2 separate regions of the Homo sapiens genome follow, and region 2 is linked to region 1. Evidence: chromatin contacts called from ENCODE Hi-C or POLR2A ChIA-PET data. All regions are on one chromosome and are shown on one strand. Each heading gives the region's core, a stretch centred on a gene start or an enhancer-like site at or near the end of the contact. The rest is flanking DNA. Distances are from core to core; before and after follow the strand shown.

Evidence for each region. Hi-C counts contacts between places; a loop is a spot of excess contacts on that map. ChIA-PET counts read pairs that join two places held with the same protein, here RNA polymerase II (POLR2A). Pooled maps may share reads with other maps.
Region 2: a loop to region 1 is called in a pooled map, with 4 times the contacts of the local background. The contact joins the promoter of REPS1 here to the enhancer-like site in region 1. A Hi-C loop is called at or near these places in 2 of 37 single-sample maps with no recorded cell type and 6 of 50 pooled maps. POLR2A ChIA-PET finds 5 or more read pairs at or near these places in 2 of 52 experiments (OCI-LY7 and SK-N-SH).

The regions. Positions count from the first base shown.
Region 1 is chr6:138,867,339-138,872,559 of GRCh38, reverse strand. ECT2L (epithelial cell transforming 2 like) reads right to left here. Exons shown (of 22, transcript NM_001077706.3): 13 at 4,354-4,457. Among named protein-coding and RNA genes, the nearest start is that of ECT2L, 74 kb to the right of the region's middle. Within about 2 kb of position 3,044, at least 5 of the 41 ENCODE cell types and tissues checked have a DNase peak (open chromatin) inside an H3K27ac peak, as active enhancers do.
Region 2 is chr6:138,985,138-138,990,358 of GRCh38, reverse strand. REPS1 (RALBP1 associated Eps domain containing 1) reads left to right here and starts at 2,106. Exons shown (of 20, transcript NM_001286611.2): 1 at 2,106-2,829. The coding sequence starts at 2,677. RefSeq lists silencers at 1,875-2,114, 2,305-2,604.

The sequences.
Region 1 (5,221 bases), core at 1,795-4,294:
AGAGATGGTGGCTGGCATAATGAAATGAAAGCAGCAGCCTCTGAGAAGCAGAAAGAGGAGTCTGGACTAAATGCCCATCTGGCGTTCCCACCCTGGGGTTCCCATCCCAGCCCGTGCGTTCTGTTAACAGGTGCTAATCATGCTGCACCACCTATTTGTGTATCAGCCTCATCCTCCACAAAGGCAGGAACTGTCTTACTTTGCTGTCTAGTCCCAGGATTTAGCAGAAGGTCTAGCATGTGGTTAGCTGGTTAGCTCCTGCAAATATTTAGAGAATGGAACTAAAAAGATGAGGAATTGCCCTCTGCCTGAGAAGTTTCCTGAAAATACCGATTTGGGGGCAGGGCAGCCAGCAAGCAGGGCTTCAACCTGTAAAGGGCTTAGATATCCCTGGAAAGGCATTTAGACTCCTCTTGGGATGGCCAGGCGTGGTGGCTCAGGCCTGTAATCCCAGCACATTGGGAGGCTGAGACAGGAGGATGGCTTCAGCCCAGGAGTTCAAGGCTATGGTGAGCTATAATTGTGCCACTGTACCCCAGCATGGGGTGACAGAGCGAGGCCCCATCTCAAAAAAAAAAATTAAAAAATAAAATAAAGACTCCTGTCTCAGGGAGTTGCTTGTGTTTGGGAAGAATAAGCCACTTGGGCACTTTGTCGGGGAGGGGAGGATTAAAGTAAGGGTTGTGCTATGGTAACAGCAGAAGGGTAGGGTTTTTTGTTGTTGTTGTTTTGTTTTTTTTTGTTTGTTTGTTTTTGAGATAGGGTCTCACTCTATGGCCCAGGCTGGAGTGCAATGGCGCGATCTTGGCTCACTACAACCTCTACCTCCCTGGTTCAGCGATTCTCCTGCCTCAGCCTCCCAAGTAGCTGGAACTACAGGTGTGCCCCACCATGCCTGGCTAATTTTAGTATTTTTAGTAGAGACGGGGTCTCACCATGTTGGCCAGGCTGGTCTCAAATTCCTGGCCTCAAGTGATCCACCCACCTCTGCCTCCCAAAGGGCTGGGATTACAGACGTGAGCCACTGCGCCTGGCCAAGGATGGGTCTTAATGACGGCAGGCCGTGTGCTGCTGAGTTCATTTGGGGCAGCAGGCAGAGGGAATGCTGCCTCCAGCAGTTCTCTATGTCTGCTCCTGCCCTGCCCTGCACTGTCCTTTAAAGAAGCATTAACAAATACTTCCAGAATATCAGGTTAATAGGGCAACAAATGATTTGCCTGCTAGAGGTGCTCACAAGTCTCTTACTCCTAGCAGCCCTCCATGGTGAGATTATGTTAGGGACTGCCATCCTACGCCTTCAAACATCAAAGACAGGTGACTTTCCTATGGACATAAAATGGTTCTAAAACAGTATTTTCCCCTACATAGAAATCAGTTATGTGAACGACAATGTAATTCTCAGCATTTCTTGAATCCTGGTTATTTCATGTAAACAAGAATGCTTGGATTCCTAATATAGTACTGGCAAAATTATTCTTTTTGGCCTGATGAACTAGTTTTATTTATTTACGACAGAGTCTCACTCTGTCACCCAGGGTGGAGTAAAGTGGTGCGATCTTGGCTCACTGCAACCTCTGCTCACTGAACCTCCCCGGGTTCAAGCAAACCTTGGCTCACTGAACCCCCCTGGGTTCAAGTGATTCTCCTGCCTCAGCCTCCTGAGTAGCTGGGATTATAGGCATGCCACGATGCCCAGCTAATTTTTGTATTTTTAGTAGAGACGGGGTTTCACCATGTTGGCCAGGCTGGTCTCAAACTCCTGACCTCAAATGATCTGCCCGCCTGGGCCTCCCAAAGTGCTGGGATTGCAAGCGTGAGCCACCGCGCCCAGCCAGAACTCGCTTTAAACCCATTTTTTTCTTTAATGAATTTGAATCTCAACTAAGAAAAAAAAGAACTATTCTTAGTTTCACCTCCCTCAAAAAAAAATTCCCCTTAAGTTCTCTCAGGGCTCATAAATGTCAAAGCAAAATGCAAATTTCTACCTTTCTCCCCACAACCAAATAGTGTTACTCAAGTTAACATGTTGCAGTTTATGCTTTTAAGCGGCTTAAATGTTACTCATATTATGAAACTACAAAACACCCTATTTTAGTAATACTTCATGAAAATAAAATTCTTTGGAGAAATGACAAGTTAAAGCTTCCCAGTAGAGCTCATATAATGATTTATGAATTTCTTTATCACATGTGCCTAACTCTACAGAAAAGCAATGGCATAAAAATTCAGCAGCAACTTTACCTTCATGAATAAACTGAATGTTGTCTTTGGGTCACATTTTGTTGGAATAACATTTCCTTCAACATCTTTGATCTTTTTGCCACATTTCTTCAGCAGAAAATACGACAAAAATTCCAGAGGTTTGTCCTAAAGAATGCCCAACCCCCCCGCAAGAAAAATGCCCATTTAAAACATTCTTCTGAAATACAGATGTCAATACTGCAGCAGAAGAGAGAGCACACTTTTTAGCAGGGATTTCAGCTTTCTACCTAATTAATTGACATGTCCAGAAAACAGAGTGACTAGTGCTCAATTCAAGTCAGTACATGAGACTTTCTAGTTCATCTCATATTCCAGTTACCATATGTACTCTTGGTTCTCAACAATTTGTCACAATCCAGTTAAGACACCAAAATTTTATGGGAGGGTCTCTCAAGATCTTTGGAACCAAAGTGGCCCACACCAACCCCTTGGCCAAATGAGGAAACGGGACAGGAAGGATCTTGTTGTCTTTCAGGGGGAGGAAGAAGGCCTGGGAGAGAGGCTGCAGTAGCAGAATTGCTGGGAAAACATGCTGGGGCTCTCAAATTTGGTTCCCCTCAGGCTATAGGTTTGAGCACCATCCAAATTATATCATACATGGTTATTTTTAAATAATTAGGTGGAAATAAGTACACTGAACTGACACCAAGCATGCTGAGTAATCCTTCAGTGTTTTGGCAGACAGTGAGGGGGCACCTCTGTGAATATCCCTGCTCATTTTATCAGCAAGGCTCGCCAAAGGCCTTTCGTCATTGGGCTGCCTGAGCCTCACTGCAGAGCTGAGACTTCACAGGAGACAAACTACAGCTAATGCAGCTTCGCAGCCCCCACCCAGTGCAGGACAGCTACGCCCAGAAATGCCTGGTGCAGACCCAGGAAGCCACACTGAAACAGGAGCAGATACTCAATAATAAGGAGAGAGAGAATGTGTGCAGAGACAATGTTAAATTCACCCACAAAGCAGAATTATGATGGTGGAAGAGAAAGATTTGAGACTCTCCTTGAGAATTCCTTGGAAACTAGAGAATTTAGATTATTGAATATGTTAACAGCAGCCCTATCTCCATTCTATTCCCGACTCCCCTCAGAGGGAGAGCTGCACGTTGCCTTTTCTTTTCTTTTTCTTTTTTTGAGACAGAGTCTTGCTTTGTCACCCAGGCTGGAGTGCAATGGCACGATCCCAGCTCACTGCAACCTTCACCTCCTGGGTTCAAACAATTCCCTGGCCTCAGCCCCCTGAGCAGCTGGGATTACAGGTGCCCGCCACCATGCCCGGCTAGTTTTTGTATTTTTAGTAGAGACGGGGTTTCACCATGTTGGCCAGGCTGGTCTCCAACTCCTGATCTCAAATGATCCGCCTGCCTCGGCCTCCCAAAGTGCTGGGATTACAGGCATAAGCCACCACGCCTGGCCACATTGCATTTTCCTATAGCCATGCTGTCCTCTTTGGGGCTGGGAGAGCTGTCTGGAGACTGGCCTCTCCTCACTATTTTCTGAAATGTGGACTGGCTCCTTCTCACTGTTTTCTGAAGTGTAGACTGACCTTAATGAGAGAGAACCTTGGATCTGTGTCTGATGAAATTGTTTCTTTGGGTTTCTCCTACACCCATCCCCAGCCGAATTACTGATTTGCTTCTTTCCGTTCCGTTGTGTTCTCTTTCCCTTCCTCTCTCATCTAGCCCCTTTTCCCGTCATCTTTTCACATCTGGGTCACACTTTCTCAGATTTCTCCTGAAACTAGGAATTGGTTTCTCTGTTGAGTAAAGTTTATGTGAAATATAAAGCCACTAACATGTTTTATTAAAAAAAAAAAAAAGTCACTTCTGACTGAAATTAAGCACAAGACAGAAAACAGGGCACAATGTAATAAACTTTAAATAACCTAGAAGATTTTCCTACTTGTCTGTTTTGTGTACTTAACACATCTTGGGCCCAGAATCTCTTAGTGGCTATTTTTATAAACTGATGTAATTTCTCTGAGGAACTGTGCTCTGAAAGGGATAAACTGGTCAAAAAAATTAATAATAACTGCAAACAGAATTTATTTAAATGTTGGTTTTCATAGTTTACTTTCTTCAAAGAAACACTTACAGAATCTTCTTTTGACAACTCCATCAATCCATCTGCCAGAGCTTGCGCAGTATCTTGGTTGTTTAGAATGTTGGTCATACCCATGGTGTCAAACATAAACTGCCCTGTAAATACAAGGCCACATGCCCTGTAATTGATTTATGTAAGAAATGTGATTTAAAAACAACAACTCAGTCCTCACAGTTTCTTTTTTTTTTTTTTTTTTTTGAGACAGAATCTTACTCTGTTGCCCAGGCTGGGGTGCTGTGGCAAAATCATAGCTCACTGCAGCCTTGATCCAAGTGATCCTCCCACCTCAGCTTCTCAAGTAACTGGGACTATAGGCATGCACCACCATGCCTGCTTAATTTTTTAACTTTTATTTATTTATTTATTTTGAGATGGAGTCTCGCTCTTGTCACCCAGGCTGGAATGCAGTGGCGCAATCTGGGCTCACTGCAACCTCCGCCTCCTGGGTTCAAGCAATTCTCCTTCCTCAGCCTCCTGAGTAGCTAGGATTACAGGTGCCTGCCACCACGCCCAGCTAAATTTTTTTTTTTTTTTTTTTTTTTGTAGTTTTAGGAGAGACCGGGTTTCACCATGTTGGCCAGGCTGGTCTTGAACTCCTGACCTCAAGTGATCCTCCTGCCTTGGCCTCCCAAAGTGCTGGGATTACAGGCGTGAGCCACTGCAGCCAGCCAACTTTTTAACTTTTTGTAGAGATGGGGTCTTGCTGTGTTTCCCAGGCTGGTCTCAAACTCCTGGCCTCAAGCAATCTGCCCACCTCAGCCTCCCAAAGCATTGGGACTACAGACATGAGCCACCGTACTGGACCCACAGTTGTTTTTTTAGTGGATAAAAATGCAAAGAATAGCAGTAAAAATTCTAT
Region 2 (5,221 bases), core at 857-3,356, 120 kb before region 1:
TCTGTCAAAAAAAAAAAAAAACCTAGTAGTACCACTTAATAGGGTTGTTGTGAATAATGTGGTTATTAGTGTAAAGCTTTAGAACAATGCCTGAAACTTAGTAATTATTCAATAATTAGCCGTTAAAAATGTAACAGCTATATATGTAATGTCAGATAGTGAAAAGTGTTATAAAGAAAAAGAATTCAGGTTGGGTGCAGTGGCTCATGCCTGTAATCCCAGCGCTTTGGGAGGCTGAGGTGGGTGAGCCCAAGAGTTTGAGACCAGCCTGGGTAACATGGCAAAACTCTGTCTCTACAAAAGCCACATACACAAAATTTAGGTGGGCATGGTGGCCTGGGCCTGTGGTCCCAGCTACCTGGGAGGCTGAGGTGGGAGAATCACCTGAGCCTGGGAGGTCGAAGCTACAGTGAGCCAAGATTATGCCACTGCACTCCAGCCTGGGTGACAGTGGGAGACTCTGTCTCAAAAGAGAAAAAAAAGGAATTCAGATAAGGGGATAGTGCATGGTGGGATTATTTTACAGCAGCTGTTGCAGGAAGGCTGCTCTGAGGAGGTGACATATGAGCAGGGACCTGAAACCATATGAGAGAATACGCCATGCCATGGTTTGTGGAAGGACTATTTTAGATGGCAGGAACAAAGGCCCTGGGGCCGACAAGAGCTGCAAGGCCTAGGAGAGGTGGCAGAGAAAAAGATGCAAAGACAATTGTGAGCCAATCCCTACCCCATTGTGCTCTTTCTGTTTACACCTTTGGAAGGCAGCTGTCTGGGGGGGGTCTGATCACTTGCTGCAGGTGCCCTGAAAGGACACATGAGGGGCTGCTGTAGCAAACTGAAAGTCTTAGAGATGGGAAATAAGCTTAATGGATAGTATATACTTACCTTTATCAAATACTACTAGTCAAGTCAGAAGACATTGACAGGTCTAAAATCCCTTATCTTTCTTAAAAAATAGAAAGATAATAGAATGCCTGTGACTGTGTACATATTAACATTCTACAAAGACCTGGAGTGAAATGAGTAAATATTGACACTAAGTGGGATCCATAAAGGCTAGAAATAGCTTCATGCAAGCTTAGTTTAGATTTTGCCTCCAAATGAGGCAGGGCAGGTTTTACTTCCAAAGGGTTACAAAAAAAAGTCTTTGGGTTTTCAGTGCGCTTTGAATTTTGCAATTACAGATAAATGACTGGGAACCTGTAATAATTTCCTCATATGTGTCATTTATAGGATCCGCACTCTGGGAAACAACTTGTAGAAGACAAAATAAAAACCAGAACTCTGGGTAATTCTGCCTTAGCTCCCGTCTTTGAAGTATTTTATATTTGCTAAGTATAAATTCTTAAGATATTCTACTTGAAATAGCTGAAGAATCCCCTCTCTGGGACAGGTGCAGATTAAAAGAGCGCCACTCCATGATTTTCATAAAGGAGAAAATACGGAAGGCAGCCCCTGTGGGCAGCCCCGGGCCTACATGAGTTGATAGAGTTGAAGGTATAAATGTAGAGTATTAAGTTCCCAGTGACCGGAATGACCTGGTGAACAAAGAGGACAACTTTGCCAGTTTTCCCCTCTATTCAGCACATTTTGTTTCTCAGGTAAACATGGCTTGAAGCACGAGTGAGATGAAGCCTCAATGTTGGTGTCTACGTGGAGGCTTCCCGGATAGCCAGGATGTTCATAGCCCGGATGTTCATAGCCCTTCAGAACAGATGGAAATACTGCATTTATCTTCATCTGTACCGAAAAGGTACAGATAGAATGATAATAACCTGAACAAGGCTCCCCTTTCAATCCAATTATTCAGACGCTTAGGACCAGAAACTGCGAAACATAAAAACTGCAACCCGGATCTTAGTTATCTCGGTCTTAATGAGCTGCCGGCTGTTTCCCACTGCACCCCCCTTTCCGGGGGTCTTGCTGCTGAGATCTCCGCGCAGAGGGCGGCTCGGTCATCCCGCCGCCGGGCGCCGGCCACCAGGGGGCGCTGCGGCCTCCTCCCTCTCCCGGGAGCGGCCAAGCCAGCCCGGTGGGTGTTTCTCTCTCCCTCTCGCGCTCTCTCCTCCCGGCCTCACATCCGGGTCTGGAGCGCGGCCGCCGCTGTCACTGTTGGTGCGGGCGCGTCGGGGCCGGGCCGGGGCACTGTAAATGGCGGCGGAGGGAGGCGGAGCGGCGGCCACGCTCAGCCCAGATCCCCCGAAACTTTAGGTTCGAAGCCCCACAACTTTCCGGGAAGCGCTGCCGCTCCGGAGGCGTGGACGGAAGGGGAAGCCGAGGCGGGAAGTCTGGGGGAATCGGCAGGGAGCCGGGGAGACTCGAACCCGCGGCGGGGGCGGAGTCCGCCAGTGCCTCGCGCCTCCGCGGCCCCCGCCTCTTTCTCTGCACCCTCCCCGCGGCCGGAGCCGGAGCCGGAGCCGGAGCCGTAGTCGCAGCCGCAGCCGCAGCCGCGCGCCGGGCCTCGCAGGCAGCGGCGCGGCGAGCGCAGCCGGGCCCCCTCCTCGCGACCTCCGGGCCCTGTTGCTCGGGCGCACCTGGCGCGTGTGAGGCCGGGGCCGGCGTTTTCGGGAAGCTAGCAGGAGGCCGGGCCACGCGCAGCCCCTGCCGGCCCAGGTTCCTGGGGCCGGGCCCCGAGTAGTGCATGCGGGGCGGGGCGGCCGTGAGCCGGAGGCGAAGATGGAAGGCTTAACGCTGAGCGATGCGGAGCAGAAATACTATTCAGATCTCTTCTCCTACTGCGACATTGAGAGCACCAAGAAGGTGGTGGTCAACGGGCGGGTGCTGGAGCTGTTCCGGGCCGCGCAGCTGCCGAACGACGTGGTCCTACAGGTAACGTCGCGTCCCGGGGCCGGCGGGCGGCTTAGGCCTGCAGTCACTGGCCTCCAGGAGTGGGAGTGGGCGCCGATTCCTTGGGGCCCGGCGGGGGGCTGGTTCCTCGGGGGGTCCCCGCAGCGGGCAGGGGCCGCAGGTGCCCGGGAGGCCTGGACTCGCGCCGCGGCCAAGGGGGAGGGGGTTGCCCTTAGAGGACGGAACTCCTGTGGTGGGGGTCTGAAGAGCCTCAGCCGGTATCCCCCACGACCCTGAGAATCTGTGCTCTGTACTGCAAGAGCTATCTCACTTGAAGGATCTTAGGTTGTTAATGTGTGTGAATCCTAGAACCTGGCATATAGAGAGCTTTTCGGATCCTGCAGAGTAGTAAAGTTATCAGTATGGGCAAAATGGTTTTTTTAATTCTTGGATTAACCGAGAAGACGTGATAAAGTGAGTTCTATAGATTTAGGAATCGAAGAAGCAGTTTTTTTAAAGGAAGCAAAATTCTTAGGGAAATTTTTTAAAATGTGAACTACTTAGTAGTTTTACAAGTAGGCATACAAGAAGTTGTAATTATCTGTAGAACGTGTGTATGTGATGAGACTGAACAATGTTTTTCAACAGGCATTCGAAAGCATTTGTGGAACTTGTGGATTTGGGTTGGGAGATGAGTATTGAACAGCTGGTAGGCAGAAGTGCGTTATTTGCCCTAATCTGAAGCCCTGGAGGAGCAAACCCTGTAGGTTTAAAGCCTTTTTTTATCATATCTGCTTTTGAAACAGAGGACTTCCTAGAAGTTCTTATCTAATGTATGTGGTGAGCATTAATGCTACTCTGTTTAATGATTCATAGCTGCTAGTAGGAGTCTGTCTAAACAGTATGTTAGGAACAGGTTTTAAGCTTTCATCTTTTATATTGATCCAAGCTAGTTATCCACATCTCCAAAATTTAAAGCCACATGTATAGGTGTATGTAGTGGACTGCAAAGCATTGGACCAGGGTTTTGAAGGCTGGGTCCTTGACCCTACTCTGCTGTTAACCAGCAGTGTGACTTTGGGTCAGGCACTTTCCATTTTCAAGCATAAGTATGTTCATCCACAGAATGAAGGCAAGTTTCTTCCAACAAAAATTCTGTGAAGAATAAAAATGTCCACACACAGGTCTCTGTTTTAGAAGTTAAGTCTGCATTAACTATGACTAAGTTGAACGAGTTCGATCTTTTTAAATGGTCTTGTGTTTTACATTGCTTTTTTAAAGGTGGGATGTCTTACGTGCCAGTGAAGGGCAACGAGGAGTCCCAAATTCATCCTGTTGAAAAGGGACAAATAGTAAATATTTTGGGCTTTGCTGGCCACATATGCTCTCTGTTGCATATTCTTCTTCTTGTGTTTACAAAACACAAAAATGTAAAGCCATTCTTAGCTCAGGGAGATACAAAACAAAGCCTGTGGTCTGCTAACGAAGGGTGCTGGTAGTGTGGTCTATGGTACTCTCCTGTTACAGCTTTGGAGTAGGACTTAGAGATCTGGTCAGAACATGCTCATTAATCATACTCTTTTTGCTCCTTTTGAAGAAATAACAAAGTATACCTTCAAGTTAGGATCTAAATAAAATTAAGGAAAAGCCTTCTCTGTTCTATTTTAGTTTGTCTTTGAGGTGAGAAAGAGTTGAAATAAAACTTTCAATCTTTTTAATGGGTACACAAAGACTTTAGAACTTGAAATGTAATTTTTAGGACAGACACATTAGCATTAATGAATCTTTACTTCAAACATGTTTAATTCAGTGCAAGTTATTTTTATGTTTTGCTCAATTTTATTAACATTCAAAAAATAAATTTCCATTGTCTTTTGGCATAAAGAGAGAGCTTAAATATTCAGGGTTCAGTTACAAGTTGGAACTCCCTGGAGCAGAACTCTTACAGTTATGTATACTAAATAGCAGTCTAGATATCTTGAAGGCAATTTACTTAAAAATTGGTCTAAGACATAGAAATATGAGACAAAAGGAGAATATGTGCTTAATTCCCTTAAGGGAGTTTGGGATTGTCTGAAAACACAGTCCTCCATTGCTTTCTAAGTGGGAAACATTTGGGGCAGCTCATATCTAATGCTTAGTTCTCTACTTAACACTGGGCTAGGCATTGCAGGCATCAGAAGAGGAGTAAGAAGCTCTTGAGGATCTTGTCAATTATAGGAGTGCTCATGTATAACATAAGGTATAATGTATGCCATAGGAGAGGTGCCAAGTGTTATGAAATGCTAAGGAGGTATGACCAAGAAAGGCTTTTTGACTTAATTCAGATGGACTTTAAATTAGGGTGGAGTGAGGGGAATGGAATTATGAGGGCTTCCAGGCAGAGAAAAGTGATCAGAAGTGGAAAGTGTAGGAGCCTTTTCAAGGACTAGTG